Linked DNA regions of Homo sapiens: regions 1 and 3 are each linked to region 2. Evidence: chromatin loops called from intact Hi-C (ENCODE). Cell type or tissue: HCT116. All regions are shown on one strand.

Region 1 (8,000 bases), 250 kb before region 2:
AGGGCATGACCTGGGGACCTGGGGACAAGCAGCAAGTCCTCAGCAGGCCACTCGGACCTCATCTTCCGTGTGATCTGGGGGTGGCGGCAGGACTCTGGGGGTGGGCAGGTGTGGGAAGCTGTGCACTGGCCCAGCTCCGTCCTGGCCCCCCAGGCACCCTCTCAGCCCCCACTCCTCTTCTGGGAGCCCATCTCCCCTCTCCTGGCCAGGTCCCATGACACCATCACCCCCATAGTGTCATCTGGGCTGAGCCCCTGGGGTACACCCCTCCGGCCCTCCCAGCTCCCCAGAACAGGCACCTGGAGGTCCAGCCTGACCCATGGTGAGGGGGCATGGGCTCCGAGCCCTGCTGCCTGCAGCCCCTACCTGCCTCTTAGCACCAGGGGCAGGATCAGGAGGTCCCAGAAGCAGGAGGATGAGACCATGGGGGCAGGCAGGTTGGAGTATCCTGTGCCCCGGCCCCTCGCATCCCTATGTCCCACCCTGGCCTCAGCCTCGGAACCTCTCGGGGCCGCTCTGCACACACCCAGCCTTTGGCTCTCCTGCCCCGAGCGGGTTTGGTAGTGGGCACCAGCTATCTGCAGGACCCCTCCCTTCCGCCCTTTCCACCCTGAGCCATGCCACAGCAGGACATGCGGTGGCTGCCCCAGGACGCCACAGTGCTCTGAGGCCCGGCAGCTGGAGAGGACATGGGTGCCTCCTTGAGAGGAGTGTGTAGGGAGGGAGGCTGGATGGGGGGAGCCCAGGTAGGAGGGCAGAGCCAGGCGCTGGCAGGGCCGGGGGGAGGCAAGGCAGGCACTTCCCCAGGGCTTCCTGGGGGCTCACAGCCCTTCAGAGACACCCCCAGCTGCAACCTCAGGGGCTGGGCACTAACAAGGTGTGTGAGGAACAGACTGCCAGGCTGGGAAGGACCACCATGCCCAGGAGGGCCTTCGTGGATGAGTAGGAGTTTGCCAGTGTTGTCGGCCGGGGAGCTGAGATCCAGGATCCCAGCAGCGTGTAGTGGGGTGGCTGGAGGGAGGCAGAGACCTTGAAGGCCAGCTGGTGTCCCAGCACCCCCTGCAGGATGCCCTGGGGCTGCTCTCTCCAAGGTAGGAAGGGGACACCCTGGCCGGTCAAGCCTGGAGGGTGTTGGGTGCTCTCTCTGGAGGGCAATGTCCAGGCCCCTCGAGTAAGCCAGGGGCATCTTACAGAGTCTGAAATCCAGCCCCCATCCTGCCTCGCTGGGGAGACAGGCCCAGACCATCTGCCTGGGCACCAGCTCAGCCAGACCCTCCCCATCAGCACACATGCTGGGGGCCACACTGAGGTTCCCCTTGGTTCGCAGGGCCTGCTCCGGGTGGGTGAGGGCATCAGGGCAGCTGTTCCTCCATCCCTGTTTCTCTCAAGGGCTGGGAGCCCTGTCAGCAGGGAGGGTTAGGCCTGCAGGCCCACCTCTGAGACCACCCCCAGCCAGCACAGTTTGTGACCCCTGCTCCCTGCCAGGCCTGAGAGAGGCCCTCCCACTGTCACGTGGCTCCCCACCTTGGGAGGGCACCCCACGGAGATGGGGCAGCTCGGCCAGGGTGCCCGAGCCTCTGGAGCTGCTTGGGGCTCAGAGCTGGGCGGGGCCTCAGGGTGAGCGGGGAAACCAGGCCCGGAGGGGCCAGCTGCCTGGCCAGGGCGGCCAGCCATCTCCCAGAGGAGGAAGGAGGCCAGGGCGAAACCTCTGAGTGAGGCTGGGGTGGGGGTGTGGGAGTCTGAGGATCCCAGGGTCTGTCTCTGTGGCACAGATGTGGGGCCAGGCAGGTGTAGAGACCACAGTTTCTTTTATTGTGACGGTGATTGGGGCAGCAGACAGTGTCAGGGAAGGGCGGAGGGCAGTGCAGCAGCCCCCAGGACCCTGGGAGCCAGGACAGGACCTCACCACAGGCAGCACAACCTCACCACGGGCACACACAGCTGTTGCGCTGAGAAGCAGGTGCAGGGGCAGTGGGAGCCTGGCAGCAGGGAGGGCATGGGGGGCACCCGGGACCCAGCCCCTCACCAGGGCCTGAGCTCCGGGACAGTGCAGGACCAGGGGAGGTTGGGAAGGGCCCTCAGGGACGCCGTGCACCTAGCCAATGGCACTCAGCGCATGGGCAAGGGTGTCCAGCTCATCCTGGACACCCTCCAGGGAGCGCCGCACGGCCTGGGGGCTGTCCAGCACGTCGATGGCCAGCGTGTACGGGTCGAACTTCACGGAGAAGGGGCGCTGGATGCGTGAGGCATAGCTCCTGGGGAGGAGAGCGGCAGAGCCCTCGTCAACTGGCGGGCAGAGTCTGCAGCCTCCAGGAGAGGGGAGGCCAGGGGCCGCGTTTCCACCTTCACAGTGGCTCAGAGCTCCCAGGGCTTTTCTGAGCCAACTGGTCACAGGCGGGACACTGAGGCCTCTTCCAGGGCTGGGTGAGGGGGTTCATGGGGGAGATAGGCTAGGCGCCTTTTCCACTAGAGACTGCCGGGCACCCCATCCCTCCCTGAACCTCCACTGGGCCTCCTCCAGGAAGCTTTCCTTGACCATATCCCTAAGCCTGTGGGTGGAATTCAGCACCCCTGTCCGCTGGACACATAGCCCCTGGCCTCAGTTTCCCCAGTGCATAAGAGGCTGGAGGGAAAATGATGAGACCTTTTATGAGGATGAGGCTAGAGGGCTTTGCTCCCCTCTCCTGACACTCTGGTCACTGCACCAAAGGCCCCCAGCCCTGGGGACCCCACTCCCGCCCTGTCCCCCACCTTGACTCTGTCTATCCCCCTGACTTCTCCCCATCCCAGGGCAGGGGGCCGGGACAGGTTCCACAGGACGTCCTCACAAAGCTCAGGCTCTGTCAGCACCTCCAAGACTGGCCTTGACCCGGCCACCCAGCAGCCCCCAGTCCTGTAGGTCTGCCCCTCCCCAGACGCTGGGGTCCTTCTCACGGATGGTGTCCCTGCTGTGTGGGGGCTGCTGCAACCAGGGGTCGGTTTTCTCATCTGTGACCTGGGCTCACAGGTCCAGCCCTGCTCAAGGCCAGAAGGAAGGCCTGGCTGGCCCAGTTTGGGGGCACCATGGGGGGCTTGCCCTAGCAGCCTAGCCCACCTGAGCTTGTCCTTGGCGTCACTGAAGCTCTCAGACACGAAGTAGACTGACTGGTACGTCTGGTCTTGGTAGGGCTGCACGGCCGCAGCCTCAGGGTCGAAGGCCCGAATCTCAGGCTCCTCAGACAGGCAGTGCTGGCAGGAGGCCAATGGCATCACTGACTCCACTGCACCCAGGTCCCCGAGGGAACTGGGGCACCGTGGCCTGACGCTGGGTGGGTTCCTTGGGTAGAGTCACCCCCATCTCCCCCGCCGGGCCTTCGGAGGCCTGGGATAATGTGGGGTGAGGACTGGGCAGAGACAAGCCTTCTCCCAAACAGAGCCTGAGTCCTGGAGGTCCAGGCCTCAGTTTCCTCCCACTGGGAGCCTGTCCCCTCCCTGCACCGTCCCCCAGCCCTGCCCCTCTGCTGGGGGCTGCAGCAAGGAGAGACTCTCACCAGGAGCTCCCCGTAGGAGGACAGCAGCCCGGCACCATAGGCCTTCACCTCCCCGTTCTGCTTACACAGCCCGAACTCCACCGTGAACCAGTACAGCTGCGGGGAAGCCGGGCAGCATCAGCCCAGAGACAGCTGCCGCCCACCGGGCAGCCCCTGGTCACCCGTGACCAGGATACCACCCCCAGGGAGGCCAGGCCAGGATGCAGGCAGGCCAGGGTGAGGGTCACAATTCGTGGGTGGAAGGAGAGGCCTCAGCCTGGACGGCAAGAGGGTGAGGCCTGGATTCAGACCCCCAAACCCACACCCCAGGCCCTGCAGGGAGGGGTCAACCCACCGTGGACAGCTTCTCAATTTCCTCATCCGAGGCCCCCAGGGACGCCAGGCCAATGTCCTGTGGAGCAGGGAGGATGAAGGATGGGGAGAGGCAGCCCTGGGTCATGCTCGAGGTGGGGGCACCGGGGGTGTCAGCAGCCCCTCCAGGGGTCTCTGGGACACTTCCCTGGCGGCAGAGACCTTCCCTGGCCGCCCAGGATCCGCACCTCCACCGGGCCTCCTCCTCCAGGCAGCCCTCCTTGACCACATTCCTAAGCCCGTGGGCGCCGTTCCCAGGTAGCCGGCAGGTGGCAGCACAGGCCGTGGGAGGCTCCGCTCCAGCCCCGCCCTATGCCGCGCGACCCTCGGGGCGCCGAGCCTCCTTGGCGGGGCCCGGGAGCAGGCAGCACACTTCACCCACCCGCACATCGATCCCCGCCCGCCCCCGGCGCCAAGCCAGCCCCTGGGTGACCCCGGCTCCCTCCGAGGCCGCGGCGTACCTGCGAGAACTGCGCGAAGGTGCGGTCGGCCAGCATGGGCACGTGCCCCAGCAGCTCGTGGCAGCAGTCCCTGCGCGTAGGAGGGAGAAGGGGGCTGAGGGGCCGCCCGTCGCACCCCCCACCCTCGGGCTGGCGGCCAGGGCGCGCACTCACGGCTCAGGGGAGTGCATGGGCGAGGACGCGTGGCGGATATACTGGGTGCACTGGAACACGCGGAAGGCCAGGCTGGCCAGGAAGTCCCGGGCGGACAGCAGGCCGGCCACAGGCCGCAGCTGGAAGCCCGTGCGCTCTGCAAGGGGCCACGCGGGTCACTGCCGAGCCGGGACGGGCTGGAGCCGCGCTGGGGTGGGGCGCTTGGCTGACCATCCCCGGCCCCCCGGCTCTGCGCCCCTCCCGTCTGGGCACACCCTTCAGGAAGCGGGAGACGTCCTCCAGCTGGGGGATATTGTCTTCCCGGTAGCCGCTGAAGCGCTCCAGCAAAGCAAAGGCCTCCAGGTGCTCCCCGCAGGCGTGCGTGGCGTAGAGGCCCTTCAGCGTGGTGTAGACCTCCTTCCTGCGGGCAGCCAGGCTCAGGGCCCTCTAATGCCCCACCCCAGTGCCCGAAACCCCCCTCCTGAACTGTGGGTGCCTCTGCCTGCCTGAGCCCCTACCAACGCAGGCCTCTTGGGGACCCCTGAAGACCCAGGCCCCCGGGAGGGGCTTTTGCTGGTGGCTTTAGGGAATCCCAGGGGATAGGGGGCCATGAGGGGCGGTCCCTCAGCACACTGGGGATGGCCCGACAGGATGGGTAGCCTCTTCCTCCCAACCCAACATTCTGAGCCCTGCAAGTCCCTCTTCTTCCCGGCCTTAGTCTCTCCTGTTGTGCCAAGGTCCCTGGAGGCGGCCCTCACACGCCAGGATTCCAGGAGGCATCCCCCGGGCTCCTCCCCAGCCCCTAGCTGCACGGAGGTCTCACCAGGTGGCAATCTCCTCGGCGGTGTACTCCACACGGGGAATCGGGTCGCCGCTGGGGAGGGGGCCAGTGGTCAGCAGGTCCCCTCGGGGAGTGAGAAGGGCAGGAGGGAGGGAGGGAGCTTCACTGGGCACAGGTCCACACCCGCCTAGTGCAGCGAGGCCTTTGGGTTGGAGGATGGACAGGAGGGTGCACCCCAGCTGACTGTGCCGTGAGCCGGCTATGTGGCCTCGGCAGGTTGCTCTAGCCCCCCTGGGCCTCAGTTTCCCCACTGGGATTTGGGGACATGGAAAGCCCTGGAGCAGAGCTGCCTGGCAGGAGGCACTGATGCTGGTGACAAGATGGGTCCTCCCCTTTGTCCTTCCCTCCCACCCCCCAGGTCCAGCGTCAGCCTGCAGGACGGAGTCTGGGTCCCGAGCGCAGGGGCCCCTCACTGCCTGTACTGGAAGGCGATCTCAGCAATCAGCTTCCTGCGCTGGCGGTACACCTGGTCCGAGAAGCCCTGAGGGCAGAGGGGATGCACGGGTCAGGAGGCTGTGCTGGGGTGGGGGCACAGGCCACGGAGGCTCCTGGAGCCGACAGACTCCTGTCCAGGGTTGGGCTAAGGGTAGGGGATGTGATCAGGGGCAGGAGGCCTGAGTGAGGGGCGCACCACTCACCGGGTGGTCCAAGTCCAGGTCAGGGTCGAACTTGGTGACCAGGTGATGACACTTGTCCAGCTCTGACACTTTTCTTGGGAACCAGGGGACTTTATGGGTGATGGAGGAAGAGATCTTGGTGAGCTCGGAGCCGTGGGGCTGTGTCACCCACCTTGAAGCAGCCTCCCCTACAAGACTTCCGGGGGGCAGAGGCAGCCGGGGCTGTGAGAGCTGCGGGGGGATCCTGGAGTGGCCCCAGGCCCGGACACGGATGTGTAGCAAAACGGGGTGCGGAGTGGAGCCCGCAGAGAGGGAACCAGGCCACCACCACGTGGTCACTGTAGGGTCCCCCTGCAGGAGCCCCTGCACCCCAGCCTCTCAAGGTCATTTGGTGGCCCTCAAGGACAGAAAACCGCCTCACCCTTGGGCCCCGCGGGGCTGCGCACGTCCTCTGACACCTGGCGCACACCACTGAGCAGGGCGGCCAGGTCCCCTCGGCGCACCTCGAGGCGCACGAAGTACTCCAGGTGGGGGCCCCCAGCTCGCGGCCTCTGGGCGGGCCGGGTCTCTAGATGGTGGATTTTGGCTTCAAACGTCTTAGGGAGCAAAAGCAGGAAGAGAGAGAGAAGGAGAAAGAGACAGAGATGGAGAGAGAGGGTGGGGTGGGCGGGGAGGAGGCACATCTGGCTGGCTGGCCAGGCCCTGCCCTTGACTTTTGTGCTAGCAGCACACAGATCCCGTTCTTCCAGGCTCAGGTCAGCTGTCGGCCACCAGGCCAGGGTTTGCCACTGGCAAGTTGGATTTTGTGTTACGTGCCTAACCAGGAGTTGTCACCGCTTGAGGCTTAACCTGGTTCTGGGCGGCTCGGTGTGTGTGTCCCAAGGCCATGCCACACAGTCCGGCTCCTCAGCCACTGGTCAGAAGGTGCCCCCAACCCTGGTGGCCTCATCCAGGTTTGTAGGATGGGCCCTGAGTCTCACTGGCCCCTGAGCGTCCAGGACACTGGCCAGAAGGGTCCGCTCCACCCCCACCTCCTGTTGCCTAGCAACAAGGGCGGTGGGTCGCAGTGGCCCTCGGGCCACAAAACTGGCTCTGGGAGCTGGGGGGCGGGGAGTCTGGCTTTAATGTCATTTGGGAGCTTCTTCCGGGAGCTGGGTCACCTGCCTCCCGGGGCACAGTGGGGCCGGAGTGACTAATGCAATCAGTGGTCACCTGAGCCACTGTGCTGGGTGGGTGGGAGAGGGCACACTGCCCTGCCCCTGCCTCTTGTGCTGCCCTGCTGGGAGCCCCCCACGTGGGAAATGGTGGGTGAGGGGGATCCAGGGGATGGGCAAGGCAAGAGGCACAGTGGGGCTTGGTAGCCTCAGCCCTAGGGGTGGGCTCAGGATCCCTCAAAAACACGGGGGTGTGGCTAGATGCCATGGGGGCTGAGCTGAGGCCTGAGACTCCCCTGCTGCATCCTGTGCCGGCCTCGGGGGCCTGGGCAGCTGCACCTCTGCTATAGAGGGGTCAGGAACTCAGCCCACACAGCCCCACCCACAGGTGAACTTGCCCCAGGGACACGAAGGCCACCAGCTCACCTCAAACACCTTCACAGCTCGGGACAGCGCCGAGGGCTTGGTGGCCCTCGGGGAGAAGAGCAGGTTTAGCACGGCCTTCCCCTCCTTCTCCTCAAAGGCCACAGCCTCCAGGGGGTCCCCGGGCTCCGAGGGGACTGCAGCGGCCGCTGCTGCCACCGCCGCCTCCCGCTCCTTGCGGGCGTCCTCGATGAGGCTCTGCCTGCGCCCAATGAACCGCGGGGACTGTGGGGACAAGGGGCACCCATGCCTCCTCCACCTGCTGAGACCCGGGGACCTCCACCCACAGCTGGTCCCACAGTCGGGCAGCGCTGATGGCACACAGAGGCAGGGGATGAGAGCACGTTTTTGAGCGCCTACTGTGTGCCTGCTGGGGCAGATGCTAGCCGAGGTGCCTGCGGGCATTGCACGCCCTTCCCGATGGGGGCAGCCCAGTCAGAAGCAGTGGTGGTGGGGGAGGAGTGGGGGCTGGGAAGGTGCTCGCCTGCTCC
Region 2 (8,000 bases):
ACACCCTTCCTGGATGTTGTCGGGGGAGCAAGCTGGGCCACGTTTCCTCCACGGGCAAGGGCATTTGGCCATGACTTGGTGAGGTCACCAGGGTCACTCAAGGGGGGCCTGCAGCACCTGGGCTGGGTGCGCCTGCTGGAAACCGCTGTCCTCACCAGACTCGCACGTGAGGCTCACCAGCCTCAGCCTCCACAACCATGGACCCCGTAAGACTACGGTGCCTCTCTCAGGCCACTGGGACCAAACTGAGACTGGTGAGAAGAGGCGGGGGAGTTCCTAAACGGGGAGGTTTCTTTGACCTCCTTGTCCTGGTGAGGTTTCTAAACCCAGAGCCACCCGCAGTCCAGACACCCTTCCCAGAGCGTCCCCTCAAGGTGTCCCCAGCCCCTGCTTAGCAGTGCCTCTCCCTGCTGGGGCTGTGTCTGCCTGCCAGCGTCCAGCCCTTCAGCACGCGTTCGTCTCCAGCAAAAAGCACATCAAATGCTCATCAAAATTTTCCATCAGCGGGTGAACAGACGCATCAACCACGGTCTGTCCACAGGCTGGAACCTGACTCCGCCTTACAAAAGGAATGAAGCATGGAATGGCATACGCTTCAACACGGAGGAACCGTCAAACCCTCCCGCTGCCTGCAGGGAACCATGGACACGAAATGCCCGTCAGCAAATCTATAGAGACAGGAAGCAGATCGATGGTTCCCAGGGGCTGGGGGAAATGGGGAGTGAGTGCCAAGGGGTATGGGCTCTTTCTGGGGCGATGAAGGCTTCTGGAATTAGATAAAAGTGATGGTCGCCCCACCTCACGAATATACTAAAAACCACTGAATTGGCTAGTGCGGTGGCTCACGCCTGTAACCTCAGCACTTTGGGAGGCCGAGGCAGGCGGATCACGAGGTCAGGAGATCGAGACCATCCTGGCTAACACGGTGAAACCCCGTCTCTACTAAAAATACAAAAACAAAATTAGCCGGGCATGGTGGGGTGCACCTGTAATCCCAGCTACTTGGAAGGCTGAGGCAGGAGAATCACTTCAACTCGGGAGGTGGAGCTTGCAGTGAGCCGAGATCGCAGCACTGCACTCCAGCCTGGGCGACAGTGCGAGACTCCGTCTCAAAAAACCGAAAACCAAAACAAACAAAAAACAACCCCCCCACCAAAAAAATACCACTGAATTGAGAGCTTTAAGTATAGTTTTAAGTTGTGGTAAAAAACACGTCATAAAACTTGCCAAATACAGACAGCTTCATGAATCATGTGTCATCTTTCCTGGGAAGGGGCAGGCGGCCGAGCGTCACAAACATTGGCCAGGCTGCCAAACCCCAAAGCGGCTCTGAGCATGAAGCCCCCCAATGGCGCCTGCCTTGCCCACCCTGCCCGCCCTCACCTTTCACCAGCGCCTTCAGGATGACCGTGTCCAGCTCCTCGGAGCCCTCCTGCTCGAAGTCATACACGGTGAGCAGGTGCTGGTGTGAGGTGATGTTCTGCAGCTGGGCACCAGAACAGAGCCCCCATGGGGCCGCCTCAGCCAGGACGGGGGCAGAGGCAGGCCGTGGTAGACACCAGCGTAGGCACAGGCAGCGTCCCCAGGTGAGCCTTGCAGCCTGCATGCCCACCGCCCACCGGGCCCGGCCTGGGACCACCCGCAGACCAAGGGGCTGCCTGGGTCTCTCTGCTCCCTGTGGGCCTGAAGCGAGAGTGGGTGGGGGGCCCAGCAGCCTGAGGTGGGAGGAGTGGGCTGGAGGCTGCATTGCAGGAACTCTCCCAGAGGACCAGCCCCACCCCCGGAGGAGGGGTCGGGAGGACAGGGGAGGGGGCAGCACATACCAGCTTGGTCCAGCGCACGATGTCCTCCCAAGAGAAATGCTTGCTGGGGAACTTCTCCTTAAACTGCTTCTCGGCCACCTTGGGCACCAGGAGGTGGGGCTGGTTCACTAGGGCAGCAAGCACATCGGCGATGCCCCCCGAGCCTACCAGGATCAGCCACGGGGCAGCCTGCTCCACGGCCCTGGAGATCCTCTGAGACGGGGAGGGAGGGGAGAGCGGACCCCAGATTAGCCCGACGACATCTGGATGCAGGTGTCAGGGGTGCCCCCATCCCTTCAGCCCTGTCCCAGGGGTGCCCAGAACCCACCGCACCCCTCCACAAGGCTTCGGCCAGCCAGGGGGCCTCAGCCAGGCCCCTACCTCCAAGGTGTTGGGATCACCATTGACCAGCAAGCAGAGGACAGGGATCTCGATGCTGCCAGTGCCTGTGGACAGGGCACCCGTGAGGCCTGAGGACCCTCCGCCTGGGGTGACCACCCGGATCTCAGGCTCTCAGGCCACCACATTTTCTGGCCAAAAGCTGGCTCTTCCGAATAAAGTGTGGGCTTCGTCTGGGCCACGTGACACAGGCTGCTTATTACAGCCCCTGCCATATGAGGGCCGAGGGCTCCAATGCTAACCTACACTACCCAGCACGCGCACTTTGTGGCAACAGCTGGCATATGGCTGTTAAAACACAAAGTGACGTGGAAGAAACGGAGCACCCAGCCCTACAGGTGCACTGCCACACTGCACGCGCTCATGCTGAGCATGGCAGAGGCAGCATCTCGACCATCGAGGGAGCTCTGCTGGGTGGGCTGCGCCTGACCACTCAGCAAACTGAAGAGGTACAGGAGGGAGTCTTCAGGTTTCTCCCCCAAACAGAAGCTGGAAATGAGATGTCTATATGTGAAGCCCCCAGAGAGGCCTGGACCTGCCCCTGTCTTCTGTGAGGGAGTGAACTGCCTGGAGGTGCCTTAGAATCACCCACAGGGAACTGGGCTCGCAGGCGGGCCCCTGACTTTGAAAGGTGCCTCCTGATTGAATCTGGAGGATAAATCAGGCCTGGCCAAACGGTGCCCGGGCCAGCAGGGCTTCCGCAGAGCAGAGCCAGACCCTCCGCCTGTGTCCCTAGAGTTTGACGAGACTTTGTGTTTTCAATTCTAAAGAGTGCTCAGTTGACCGGGCACAGTGGCTCATGCCTGTAATCCCAGCACTTTGGGAGGCCAAAGCAGGCAGATCACCTGAGATCAGGAGTTCAAGACCAGCCTGGCCAACATGGTGCAACCCCGTCTCTACTGGGAAAAAAAAAAAAAAAAAAAGAGCCGGGCATGGTGGCACATGCCTATAATCCCAGCTACCCGGGAGGCTGAGGCAGGAGAATTGTTGGAACCTGGGAGGTGGAGGCTGCAGTGAGCCGAGATTGCACTCCTGCACTCCAGCCTGGGGGATGGGGGACAGAGTGAGATTCTGCCTCAAAAAAAAAAAAAAAAAACAGAGGGCTCAGTTGGCCTTGCCAAGAAATTACAATTCTGTTTCTAAATATTGTATATTGTTCATAGATGTTATAAATAATTATATGCTTTGTTTATGAATATTATTTACACACTAGCGTTTTCTTAGTAAGTCCAGCTTTTGAACGTGCGACTGGCCAGAGGTGCCCATTTCTCGGGTGACGCTGCCCTCTGGCGGCAGCATACCTCACGCCTGGCGGCGGGAAGTAGCCCTCTTTCAACTCACGATCTCATTTTGCCTCTTAGAGTCCCGGAGCCTCTGACCACGGCAAGGCCCAGTGAAAACAGAACTGCACCTGCTCTGGTGGGAATGTCACTGTCCAGTCAGAGCCACTCTGTCCAGCTGTGCCTCCTTCACCACTCTGCCCAGACAGCTCCTCCTCCCAGGCCCCCACGGCCCAGGCCCCCACGGCCCAGGTCTCGGTGCTCAGGCATGCGGGGTGCGTTCTGCCTGGGAAGCCCTCCCCCTTCTCCCTGGCGGTCACCCCCACTCTCCCACAGGCGGGTCCCTGGATCCCCACTGGGTCCCAAGGCTTCCCTGGGTGGCTGGGGCGGGTCTCACCCCCGTAGCCCGCCCTCTGCTCCGAGATGTGCTTCTCCAGCCTCAGCCGCAGCTCCGTCAGCCCATCGCCCTTCCCCGGGGGGCCTGGCTCCACCAGGATGAAGTGGGAGAGGTTGCTGTCCAGTGAACAGAGGGGGCCCTGGCTGCCGCCGTCATCCTCAGGGTAGTGGACAGGAAAATCCTCCTGCGCCCATGCAGGGAGACGAGGCTGAGCCCTCGAGAGGCAGCTTGGGCTGGTCCCGCTGCGGGATCCTCCCTGCCAGGCCGTGCACACCACGCCATGGGGCCCCGCACAAGGCTTCTGCCCGAGCCTTGGTTTCCCCACCCTTCAGACAAAAGGAGGGACGAACAGCTGGGGCCCGGGGACCCTCCTTCGACAGTCAGGGGCAGGGGCGGTGGGGAGCGGGTTCTTTTAGACAGAACCATGGAGACAGCCCAGGCTGCCGGGAGCACCTCCTTCCCGACTCTAGGGCTGGCGTCCAAACATCCACCAGGGGCTGCCCGGGCCTCCCTCGGTAGTGCCTTAGACAGACCCCAGCATGGGGGACGGAAGCTGCTTGCCCAGGCTTGGAAAGGGCTCGGGGCCTGGGCCCGTGTGGTACAGGAGGGGGTGAGGGCCCGCGCCACAGTCTACGCTGGCCGTTCCCTATGCGGTACTGCCACCTGCCGGCCGTGTGCTGGCTCTGCCCGCTCCCTGCTCTTCCTCCAGCTCGAGTCCTGTCCTCCCAGAGCTCTGCCCGCTGCCCAAACCCTTCTGAGCCCCTGCCTCCAGGCCCCCAGCGGTCGTGGTGCTGGGAGCTGGACGTGCACCTGGGCCTCCTCCAGAATGCGGCGGTGCAGGACGCGGCCCAGCGAGGCCATGCCGACAGCAACCACACGGACCTTGGTGGACGTGCTGGCCAGCGAGTGGTCGCGCACGGCCTGCCCGACATGCCTGGCCAGGCCCACGCGGAGGGCACTGGTCAGGATCCAGGCTCCTGTGGGGATGGAAGAGGGCCTCGTTGTGCCGCACGCCCCAGGTCTTCCCTAGCTGGCCCCACGCCCTAACCCCTAGGCCCAATCAGCAGCCAGTTACCTGGGAGCCAGGGGTGGGTGCTGGGGAATGCCTCACGGTGGGGTGGGGAAGCCGAGGCCCAGAGAGGGCAAGGCACCCACCCAAGGCTGCTCAGCAGCAGAACTGGCTGGGCCCAGAACCTGTGAAGTGGCACCCCCACCCCACCTGGAGCGCACAAACTGGGGTCCAGTCCCCCCACCGTGCTCCCTCCGGGACACATCCGACACAACTCTGTCCAGCTGCCTCTGCTGGGTGAGAATCCCAGGATGTTTTCCCAAATGACAAAGCCCTCGGCCCTTGTCTGGCTGGAAGATCTCTTTGGGTTTGCCACAGTCATTTAGTGAGGGATCCTGAAACCTCAAGTCCTTTTCTCCTGGGTGTTGTATAGGCCAAGCTGCCTCAAAAAACAGCCCAGCCATTGGACTCTGGCCCCTGCAGCTGGCGGCCCGACTGCTTCCCCAAGGGGTCCCACCCTGTATACACCCGGGTGCTCTGGTCCCAGGTGAGTGGGAGCAGGGACATCTCATGGCGGCCCATGGGCCCTGCTAGTGGAGGGGGCAGCTCTAAGGAAGGGCCAGGCCCAGCTGGGGGAGGTCCTGGTCCAGTACGTAGGCACTGCTGCACCTGTGGGTACTGCAGAGGACGGGCTGAGAGTTTCGGGAAATGTTCTCGTGATGGCCTGGAGAGTCAGGGGGTCTGGCTGCCGTGTGGGGTGGGAGCATTGCCTGTGCCGGGTGGGGGGACAGTCAGGGGGTCTGGCTGCCCTGTGGGGTGGGAGCACTGCCTGTGCCGGGTTGCGGGGACAGTCAGGGGGTCGGGCTGCCCTGTGGGGTGGGAGCGCTGCCTGTGCCGGGTGGGGCCTCACCTGTGCTCTGAGCCGCCTTCACCAGCCCCTTGCGCAGCACATCCCGCAGCCAGGACTTCATGGCGAAAGGCTGCTCCTCACCCACCAGGGACACCACCAGGTTGGGGGCCGGCAGGTGCCACTCAGCAAGCAGCAGGTCAAAGAGCACAGACGGGGCCACTCCGCTCGGCACCCGTACAAACTGCAAGGCAGGTCTGCAGCTCAGGGCTTTCGGGGCACGGGGCATGGGAGCTGCTGGGCATTGGGGGGGGCTGGACACAAGGGGGCACTGGGGAGGTGCTGAGCATGGGGGGACACTGGGCACTGGGAGGTGCTGGGCATCAAGGGGGCTGGACACAGGGGGTACCGGGGAGGTGCTGGGCATTGGGGGCAGGTAGCAGGAGGAGAGTGGCCCCCAATATCCCTTCTGGGACAGGGCCAGTCCTCCCTTGACCTGCTGTGTGACCTGGGCAGTCCTGACCCCTCTCTGGGCTGGCATCCCCCTCAGTGAGCCGAGGGCGCTGGACAGAGGTGGGGCCCTGGATGCACTTGACCTTGCACCTCCAAATCTCTCGGGGGGACTTCAGGGGTCCCGGTTATTGCAGGGAGGTAGGAGGCCGGCCAGAGCCACTCCTTCCAGCTCTGGAACTCTGCCTGTCTGGGGGCTCTGAATATGGCCCCAGGGGAGCAGACCCCAGGGGTGAGGAGGACCCTGGCACTCAGCTTCCAGGGAAGGAAATGGGGCCTCATGGGTTCCAGGTCAAGGCGGACATCACCTGAGGCCTGGGGCCTGCCCTTACCTTGCCTCGCTTCTTCCCAGACCCTCCAAAGTTGACCTCGCCCCTGTGCAAGCCCAGCTCCCGCCGGTCTTCAGCATCCCCGGGGCTTCCGGGACGGGGGCCTTGGACATCCTGCATGGTGGCCTCTAGAGCTGCAGGGATACCCTGGCCCTTGAGGGCTGAGAAGGCCCATCCCCACCTCCCTCCCCTCAGGGGGCTGGCTCTGCTTTCCCCTGGGAAGCCCCTCTCCAGCCAACATGCACAAGGAGACCTGGGGACTGCCCCCAGGCATCTCTGCCCCAGGGACCTTCTCTCCAGCCAGGCCCTGCCCAGCGACCCCCTGCAGCTCCGACACTCGCTGTAGCACCGCCCCAACCAAGCTCCTTCCCAGGTGAGGATGGGATGTGTGGGGCTCCGCTGTCAGCGCCTGGTTCCTCTACTCACCCCACTCAGGGCACCTCAGGTTGGCCACACCTGCAGACATTTCTCCAGAGGCCTTTTGTGGGGATGACCTGGAAACTCCGAAAGACTCAGCAGAGGCCTTGCAGTCCCCTGGCCACACAGCCCACCCGCTCCCAGGACAGGGATGTGGAGACCCTGGGTGCACCTGGGTAGAGGTGAAAAGGTGAGACAGGTGCCCTCAGCTCAAGTGCAGGAGGCGGTGTGGACGAGAGACCACCTTCCTTGCCCAGGAGGTCCAGGAGGCCCAGGACACACAGAGAGAGGAGGCCTTGCCCCGGCCCACACAGCATCAGCAGCAGAGCTATTCCCGTGGCGCTCCCACATCAGCAAGCGGGGGTAGAAGAGGCCGCGTGCGCCTCAGCCCTATTCCCTCAACCCTCATGGGGCTCATGTCTCCCAGCTGCCCGGTGAGGTCGGGCATCTCAGCCCCTCTCTATGTGGCAGGGATCCAAGGATCGGCACTGGCCCCTCAGCGCCCTGGCTCCGCCCCTGCCCACAGCCTCATCTGTCAGCTGCCCAGCCCCAGCCTGGCTGACCTCGGTCTGGCTTGGTCCCACCTCCCTCCGATTGCTCCTCTGAAAACTCAATATTGGAAGCTGGTGCTTGAGGACAAGCCCTGGCAGGCCGAGGGCACCTGCTCCTCTGTCTGCCCTCCTGGAACCACGCGTCGGGTCACAGGCCGCTGGGCAGAGGTCTCCGTGGGCCCCCAGCCACCCTACCCTGTCCGACCTGGGGCTACCTGGCAGCTCCTGATCCCACAGGGCTGTCCCTTGGTTCTCCTGTGCCCACCTTGTACCCAGGCGCTCTGGGCTGTGTCCACCACAGAAGCCCTTTGTGAGAAGACAATGGACCGTTCTGTAAAAACCTTCATTTCCTAGAGAGGGGCCCACCTGTGACCCCAGGAGGGGATACAGGAGTTGGGGGGAACTTCAGAGATGAGAGGGAGTGTGTCCTGGGACCCCTGGGGCTGGCTTTGGGGCAGA
Region 3 (8,000 bases), 220 kb before region 2:
ATTCCACACCCAAAGGAGGTGATTTTTCTCTCAGAAAGCGGGGGCTTGTTGGCTTAACCTGGGACACTCCTGGCCCGGCAGTCAATAGAGCAGCTGTCTCCAGGCTGGCCGAGGGCATGCCCGTGGGCAGGGGTCCATGTCGTGAGCTACCAGGGTGCCCCCCATGGTTGGGTGCTCTCCCCACAGCACAAAAACTCGGCTCCAAGGAGGATCAGCCATTCCCGGAGGGAGTGGAGGCTCAGGGACCCCCCACCAAGGGCCTGGTCTGGGGCAGCTGGGACTGAGCAGTCTTCTTCAGGGGAGCAGCCTTGGGAACCCCAGAAGGCAGAGCCCGGTGTCTTGAGCTGACTCTGCAGGGGGGTGCACAGCGGCCGACCACTGCATGTGGGCCCCCCTCCCTCCCTTTCTCCCCTGTTTCCAGGGGTAAGGCTGGCTACAGCCCTGCCCACTGAGGGGCCAGTGTTGTCCTGGGCATCAGGCACTGGTGCAGGGTCTGACAGTGTCTAGGTAAACAGGAGAGAGGCTGCCTGGGGGCAGCTCAGAGGCCAGAACAGGGTTGGCCCTGGGGAGGTTGCTGTGTAAAAACGAGGCCCAGCTTGGTGGCGCATGCCTGTAATCCCGGCCACTCAGGAGGCTGAGGCAGGAGAATAGCTTGAACCAGGGAGTCAGAGTTTGCAGTGAGCCGAGATTGTGCCACCGCACTCCAGCCTGGGCCACAGAGTGAGACTCCGTCTCCTCAAAAAAAAGAGGAGGCCCAGGCTCGAGGCCTCATTTGGCCACTCTCCGGTGGGCCTCAGTGTCCCCACCTGGGTGGCATGTGTCCTTATACCAACCCCGTGGGCTACGGTGGGAATCAGCGGAGTGACAGGGTGCAATGATGGCTCAGGCAGATACAGTGGCGTCACAGGGCCTGGTGGGTGCACCAGCCCCAGACGGTCCTGCTGGCTGTGGCACAAGATGTTCTCTCCCAGGATGTGCATCCTGACCTTGCCTGCGGGCACCGCTGAGCTGCTCTGCTCTGCGACACAGTGGCCCTGGTCTGTGTCACTGTGACAGGTGACACCATTGCTCCGCTCCACTGGGAGGTAGGCAGAGGCTCCAGGCAGGGGCAGGGTGTGCCGTGTGCTGTCCTCAGCAGCGGGGAGACCGAGGAAGGCACAGCTCTGTCAGGATGCGGGCTGGGGGTCAATTAAGGAGAGACCGTCCATGAGGGCAGCAGGGGCCCAAGTGGACACAGGGAGGGGAAAAGCAGGGGCAGGAATGGAGGCACCATCGGGCCGGCCTGGAGCAGGGAGTACAGGGTGGAGCACGGGGCGGGAGCTCGGCACAGTGCCCAGCAGGGGCCCAGCCCCACCCTTGTTCTTGGAAGGGCCTCAGCTACAGGCCTGCAGGGAAGCTCCTGTTTACTGTCCGGTCCACCCTCGCTGGGGGCTGCTATGAACCCCATGGAGGGCAGGCCCCTGGGAATCCACCCACAGGGACACCCCACCTGAAACCCCATACTCGAGGCCTAGCCCTCTGTACCCTCGGCCCCACGTTCTTCTCCCTCAAGACCCCAGACTCCAAACCCGGGGGGTGGGGAGCTGGGGCCTGTGCCCGGGGACTTATCAGAGTAGTGCTGGTGTTGAAACAGCTGCGATTTGTGCGCACACATGGGAGAGTCAGAGCGTGTGAGCCCGGCCCTGTGTGCACACACATGTGAGAGTCAGAGTGTGTGAGCCCGGCCCTGTGTGCACACATGTGAGAGTCAGAGTGTGTGAACCTGGCCCTGTGTGCACACATGTGAGAGTCAGAGTGTGTGAGCCCGGCCCTGTGTGCACACATGTGAGAGTCAGAGTGTGTGAGCCCGGCCCTGTGTGCACACATGTGAGAGTCAGAGTGTGTGAGCCCGGCCCTGTGTGCACACATGTGAGAGTCAGAGTGTGTGAACCTGGCCCTGTGTGCACCCGTGTGTGCATGCCGAGGGTCAATGGAAGACCAGGCCACCTGTGAAGGCCAGCTTAGCCTGCTGAGAGCGGTGATGGTGGCTGCAAGCGGGGACAGGGAGGGAGGGGACAGCAGATGGGGAGGCGTTGGGTCCTGGTCCTGCCGCCCAGCTGGATCTGGGACCTGCCTGCAGGGACAGGGACAAACCTGAGCAGGCTGTGCGCCCTTCCTGGGCACAAGGGTCTCCATGGTGTGCACGGGTGCTTCTGCAGGGCATGGACGTGAGTTTGCTGCAGATGGGCTGAGTGTGTGTGCGTTTGTATGTGACTGCGTGCATCTGTGGGCTGAGAAGTTGCAAGTATGTTTCTCCCTGGATCATGTTGATCTGGGATATGGATGGGGTGGGGTCCTGGGTCCTGCAGCTTCCCTGGCCCCTGCACCCTGAGCTCACCCCAGGGACCCTCCAGCATGCTTGCTCCCAGGGGCTCCGGCGCCTGCCCCACTCCCACTTGTCCACACCCTCTAGCTCCGTGGATGGGGATGGCTGCAGCCACACTCAAGCCCATGCCCCAGCTAAGCTCCGCTGGCCACCGCTCCTCTTCTCTGCAGCTGTCATCCTCTCTCTTGCTGCCTGGGGTGCACACTTCTTGGTGGGTGGCAGGTGGCAGGCATGCTGGGCCATCTCTGTCCTTGCAGACTGAGGCCCAGCCCCTTCCCTGGTGTTCCCTGAGGCTGGCACCCCCTTGCGGCCATCTGCGGCATAACCTCGCTCCCGGCCGCCTGTGCCGGAAAGAGGCTGGGGGTCCACAAAGCCCCCTCCCTGCCCGGGGAGGGGCCTGGCAGGCAAACCTGACAGGGCAGTCTGTGGGGACATTTGTGGGCACCTCAGGGGCCCCCGGGCCAGCTGGCATCGGGTGCACTGAAGGTGGGTGCCCATGGGCCCCAATTTCCCAGATGCCTCTGGGCTCCCCAAGTCCCTGACATGGTCAGTCAGGGGTAGAATTTTCTAGGGACACTTCCACACAGCTCCCAGACACCCAGGTAGGAGCAGGGGGCTTCTCGAAAGGTCTCTGGAGGCCTGAGAGGACCTCTGCCCCTCACTGACTCCCACCAAGGGCTCTTTCCTCCCTTCTGAATTGGCCAGCCCACCCTTAGCAAACCGGCCATGCAGTGAGCACTCATGCAGTCAGGCCCTGGCTTGTTCTGGGGGGCCACGCGGCTCCAAGTTCAGACCCCAGCCCTGAGCAAGGCTGCTCCCCGCTTCCCGCCCCCGGGGAGGGTTGCGCTGAGGTATTCGCAATGGGGCACCCCCCAGCTTTGCAGGGCACTGGTGGCCTCGCAAATTTGTGCAGCACCACGACGCCCTGGGGCTGTATTTCCATCACCCCCATTCCACAGGTGGGAAAACGGAAGCCTGTGGACAGTGAGTGGCAGCGGGGCCCAGGCCTTCAGACTAGGGGAGCCAGGCTGCTTCCACCTCCTTGAGGAAGAGGCATCTTGGGAGGAGGGCGTCCTGGCCTGCCAAGATGGGGGGCCGGTGCCCACCCCTGCCTGTGAGTCAGGGCATCAGATCTCGTGGGCACCACTCACAGGGGCAGATGTGGCAGGGGTCAGCTTGGGCCTGGGCTGGATCTGGGGTCTTGGCATCAGGGGGCTGAATCTGGCCTGGTAGAGGGTGGGCCGTCCCTGGGCTGTGCTGTGGCCCAGCTGGCTCTGGGCTCCAGCCACCGCCATGCTCACTATTATCCTCGAGAAACCGGTGGGCCCAGGAACACTGGGGGGAGGTGAAGACCTGGGTTCTGGACCACACAGGTCATGGGGGTCTCCATCTGTAGCAGGGAGAGGGGTAGAGGGTTTGAGGTGAACAGAAGGATGGGTGTGTGGCCTCATCAGTCTCTGTTTCTCTGTTTGCCTCTGTCTCTACCTGCCTCTCTCCCCATCTCTGTCTATCTCTATCTGTGTCTCTGTCTGTCTGTCTCCATCTCTATCTGTCTCTTCCCCATCTGTCTCTATCTTTGCGTCTCTATTTCTCTGCTTCTGTCTCTGTCTCTGTTTCTCTTCCCATCTCTGTCTCTCTCTAATTCTGTCTTTGTATCTCCATCTCTTTCTCCATTTCTGCATCTCTGTCTCCCCATCTGTGTCTCCCTGTCTCTGCGTCTCTGTTCCCCCGTCTCTCTGTTTCTGTCTGTCTATCTCCCCGTGTCTGTGTCCCTGTCTCTGCATCTCCGTCTGCTTGTCTCTGTCTTCATCTCTGTGCCTCTGTCTCCCCGTCTCCTTCCCTCTGTCTCCCTGTCTCTCTGTCTTTGTCTCCCTGTGTCTCTGTCTCCCCGTCTCTGTCTCCATCTCTGCATCTCTGTCTCCCCGCCTCCATCTCTCTTCTGTCTCCCTGCGTCTCTGTCTCCTCATCTCTGTCTTCGTCTCCGCGTCTCTGTCTCCCCGTCTCCATCCCTCTGTCTCTCTGTGTCTCTGTCTCCCTGTCTCTCTGTTTCTGTCTCTCTGTCTCCATCTCTGTGTCTCTGTCTCCCCGCCTCCATCTCTCTTCTGTCTCTCTGCATCTCTGTCTCCCCATCTCTGTGTCCTTGTCTCTGTGTCTCTGTCTCCTCATCTCTGTCTTCATCTCTATGTCTCTGTCTCCCCTTCTCCATCTCTCTGTCTCTCTGTGTCTCTGTCTCCCTGTCTTTGTCTCTCTGTGTCTCTGTCTCCCTGTCTCTGTCTCCATCTCTGCATCTCTGTCTCCCCACCTCCATCTCTCTTCTGTCTCTCTGCATCTCTGTCTCCCCATCTCTGTGTCCCTGTCTCTGCGCCTCTGTCTCCTCATCTCTGTCTCTCTGTGTCTCTGTCTCCCTGTCTCTCTGTCTCTGTCTCTCTGCGTCTCTGTCTCCCCGCCTCCATCTCTCTGCATCTCTGTCTCCCTGTCTCTGTGTCCCCGTCCCCGTGTCTCTGTCTCCCATCTCACATGTACAGTCGGAGAGGAGGAGGAGCCCTGGGTGCTGAAGGCAGAAGTCAGGCCGAGGAGCCGCCCTGCAGGGTGTCCAGGTGGCCACACGGTGGGGCCCTCGTCCCATGTCCAGGTGGCCGGGCTGCAGGAGGAGGGTGCTGGTTCCTCAAGGAGGAGAGGGGCTGGGAAGGGGTCAGGAAAGGGGAGCTGGGGTGGGACTCAGGGGGTCTCCATCAGATTGCTCTCAGGGAACCAGGCTGGTCCCCAGGACCCCGAGGGAGGGACAGGACCGCAGGAGGTGCGGCTCAACCGTGACTGCCACAGGAGTGGGGCAGGGGAAGGGTGGCGGGGCCAGGCGTGGGCCGCCCGAGGTGCTGACACTGCCAGGCAGGGCAGGGGTTGCTCACGTCCCAGGAGGCCCCCATAAGACTCCCACAGTCGAGTGCAGAGGTCTCCGAAGCAACTCAGTCCCGCCTACAATCTAGCCATGGGGCTTGGGCTTAACGGGGGTCAATGGGCGCCAGGCCTGAGGACGTGGGGCCCCCAGACACACTTTCTCTACAGGCACGTCGCATGCCACACACCACACATGCACACACACACTTGCGGGCCCTGCAAACACGCGTGCGCAGATGCCAGCACACACGGCCCTACGCGCAGCACACACAGTCACACACACGCCCTCGGCGGCCTCCTGCACAGCTGTGCACTCTTACACCACAGGAGAAAGGAAAGAATCACACCCCAGCCCAGAAAGAGACCACCGTGTGGCACCACAGCCCAGCCTGCAGGGTAGCAGGGGAGAGGCCAGCAAGTGACAAACGGGGGCCGGTCCGCAACCCCAGCTCCCTAACCAGGCACCAACTGCCGGGGCATCTTGGCCCCTGGGCTTCAGCTCCCCTGGGAGGATCCACATGGCCAGGCCGCACACATGCCCCACCCCTCCCCACCCAGCTCAACGTCCTCCATCACCCACACCCCACGTGCCCTGTGCCATCCCACTCAGGACCTCGCTGCTTCCTTTCTCCCAGGGCAAAGCCCAGCTCAGGGGACAGAGGAGGGGGCCAGTGGGGGCCCCTGGAGTCCCCACAGTCACTGGACTTGGCATGCACGTCGGGGTGGGGACATGGCATGAGTCGTCTGCTGAGGTGGCCTTGAGCCCACCTCAAGGACCCAGAGACCTGGCAGGCGGCACCTTTCTAGGGGCTGTCCAGGGACCAGGCCTGGCCAGTATCTTCACCTGGGATCAGGAGGGCTCCTCCTCAAAACCCACCCCAGGGATGTCGGGTGCATCCCTTCCCCCTCCAGGATCCTGTCCTCACAGCCACTGGCAGGGAAGGGGTCGTGGCCCCTGCTCCACAGAACTAGGAGCTGGGCCTGCCATGTGGTCATTCACAGGCCAGCCCAGCCCCATGTCGTCCCAGTTCTGGTGGACAGCAAGACGAGGCCACCTGGTGCTGGGCCTCTCGCCTCCACAGGGCCAGCATCCCTCCTTTAACTAGCGCTAGGCCTGGCTACTGGCTGGGAATACAACTGTTCCAGCACCAAAAGTCACCTGTGCCTGCAGGGTCTCGCGCCTGGGTGTCCGAAGTCGGCACAGCACAGCCCTCACAGACATACCTAGCCCCGGACCTTCTGAGCTGAGCAGTGGGAGCCAGGGCCTGGCTGGCATAGCTCACTGTCTGCCCTGGGCAGGTTGACCACCACAGACAGACAGCCACAGACCAATGGCCTAGAGGACTGCCAGCCAAGGCACAGCCCTTTGTCCAGCACAGCCAGCACCTGCAGACAGGGACAACCAGGAGTGGGTGAGAGTCAGACAGGCTGACCCGCAGAGGGCCTCCAGCTGGGGACATGAGGGCAGACGTCACAAAACCACAGCATCTCCTGTTTCCCTGCCGCAGGCGTGAGGGGACGTGGTGGTGCGGGGAACAGGGCAGCTAGCGGAGCCCGGGGCAGCTAGCGGAGCCTGGAGCAGGAGGCGGCCTGGGCAGGCCTGGAGGAGGGAGCCCTTCTCACCCTCCTGCCCAGAATACCTAGGTCCTTCCTGGCTGGCCAGCTCCGTCTCCACTGGGCTCCCTGACCATACTTTCTATACCCACTTCTCTGCCGTGCAAGGGAGGCCATGGAGGCTTGAAAGCATAGTCTCTGACTATGTCCCCTAAGGTCGGGCCATCCTCCCCTCCTCAGCCTGGGCCTTCCCAAGACAGGGGCCCTTTTGCTGGAACTTTTGGACAGTCAGGTGACCTGGCATCCACCAGGGACCTCTGAGGCTGAGCACAGAGAATGCCCCACCTCCAGGAGCAGCCCGTTGCTGCAGTGGGCCCTGGACAGAACCCCCAGGCCACAGCTGGGGCCCATCCCATGACTGCCCTGCTGCAGACTTGTTGCTGGGCCACTCTGGCCGAGGCCTTTATAAGCGCCTACTGCATGCTGCCCCACTCTGAATGTGGTATGGCCGGCAGGGTGGCAGGGGCCCGGGGTCAGCTCATGGTGCAGCGTTCAGCGCAGGTGCGCTGTTGGCTCCTCTGATGGCTCACGGGGCCAGCCCTGCAGCTAGCAGGGTGTGAGCCCAGAGCCCCAAGGTGTTTCTGGGTCCCCAGACTCCCCAGTTGCTTGTTTCAGCCCAGCAGCCCCCTTCCTGAGCTGGATAGGACCGGGGCTCCTCCGAGAGGCCTAAGTCTGCATCCTAAGGCAGGCCAGATCCCCCTCCCCACCCGTGTCCCAGCCCATCCTCCACCCTGGCACCTACCCGGGCACACCGGTGAGCACTGGATGGCCGTTCCACCTGGAGAAAATGTCCCCTGTGCTGAGCAGGACAGACAGGGTGTGGAGGTGAGGGCAAGACAGAGGCAGGGGCTGGACAGGGAGCGGGCACAGAACGACCAGGGCTCTGGACAGGCCAGGGCAGAGAAAGCAGTGGCCTGCACAATCTTGCCCTGGTGGGCGGCCTCCGGGACTAAAGACGCTCGCTATCCTGAGAGCTCAGTCAACTCAGGCAGCCAGAACAAAGGGCCACAGACTGGGGGCTTAAACCCTACGCATTCATTTCCCATAGCTCTGGGGTCTGGGCGGCCCAGATCAAGGGGCCAGCAGATGCGGTTGCTGGTGAGAACCCGCTTCTTGGCTCCCCGTC

What was found. Hi-C counts contacts between places; a loop is a spot of excess contacts. Peaks named below come from ENCODE experiments on the same cell type or tissue, not always from the same donor. Only the 100,000 strongest peaks of a DNase experiment are listed, where the experiment ranks them.
Region 1: it touches region 2 in a loop (23-fold over the local background); 14 of 110 quality-filtered maps call a loop at or near these places.
Region 3: it touches region 2 in a loop (15-fold over the local background); 109 of 110 quality-filtered maps call a loop at or near these places.

What each region holds. Positions count from the first base shown.
Region 1 is chr11:2,162,138-2,170,137 of GRCh38, forward strand. TH (tyrosine hydroxylase) reads right to left here. Exons shown (of 13, transcript NM_000360.4): 2 at 7,513-7,734; 3 at 6,354-6,528; 4 at 5,954-6,042; 5 at 5,729-5,796; 6 at 5,298-5,348; 7 at 4,750-4,895; 8 at 4,496-4,631; 9 at 4,343-4,412; 10 at 3,865-3,921; 11 at 3,531-3,626; 12 at 3,095-3,228; 13 at 1,792-2,255. The coding sequence ends at 2,096. Among named protein-coding and RNA genes, the nearest start is that of INS-IGF2, 4.9 kb to the left of the region's middle. In HCT116, a CTCF peak has its summit at 4,132 (motif pointing right); a DNase peak (open chromatin) is centred at 4,136.
Region 2 is chr11:2,416,344-2,424,343 of GRCh38, forward strand. It overlaps TRPM5 (transient receptor potential cation channel subfamily M member 5), which reads right to left. Exons shown (of 29, transcript NM_014555.4): 5 at 7,000-7,162; 6 at 6,577-6,707; 7 at 5,798-5,978; 8 at 4,689-4,855; 9 at 3,879-4,062; 10 at 2,184-2,248; 11 at 1,824-2,015; 12 at 1,384-1,486. The coding sequence starts at 6,693. Among named protein-coding and RNA genes, the nearest start is that of TSSC4, 20 kb to the left of the region's middle. In HCT116, CTCF peaks have their summits at 3,522 (motif pointing left) and 4,556 (motif pointing left); DNase peaks (open chromatin) are centred at 3,488 and 4,568; H3K27ac peaks cover 625 bases.
Region 3 is chr11:2,192,426-2,200,425 of GRCh38, forward strand. No RefSeq gene overlaps it. Among named protein-coding and RNA genes, the nearest start is that of MIR4686, 23 kb to the left of the region's middle. In HCT116, CTCF peaks have their summits at 2,692 (motif pointing left) and 4,954; DNase peaks (open chromatin) are centred at 2,663 and 4,966.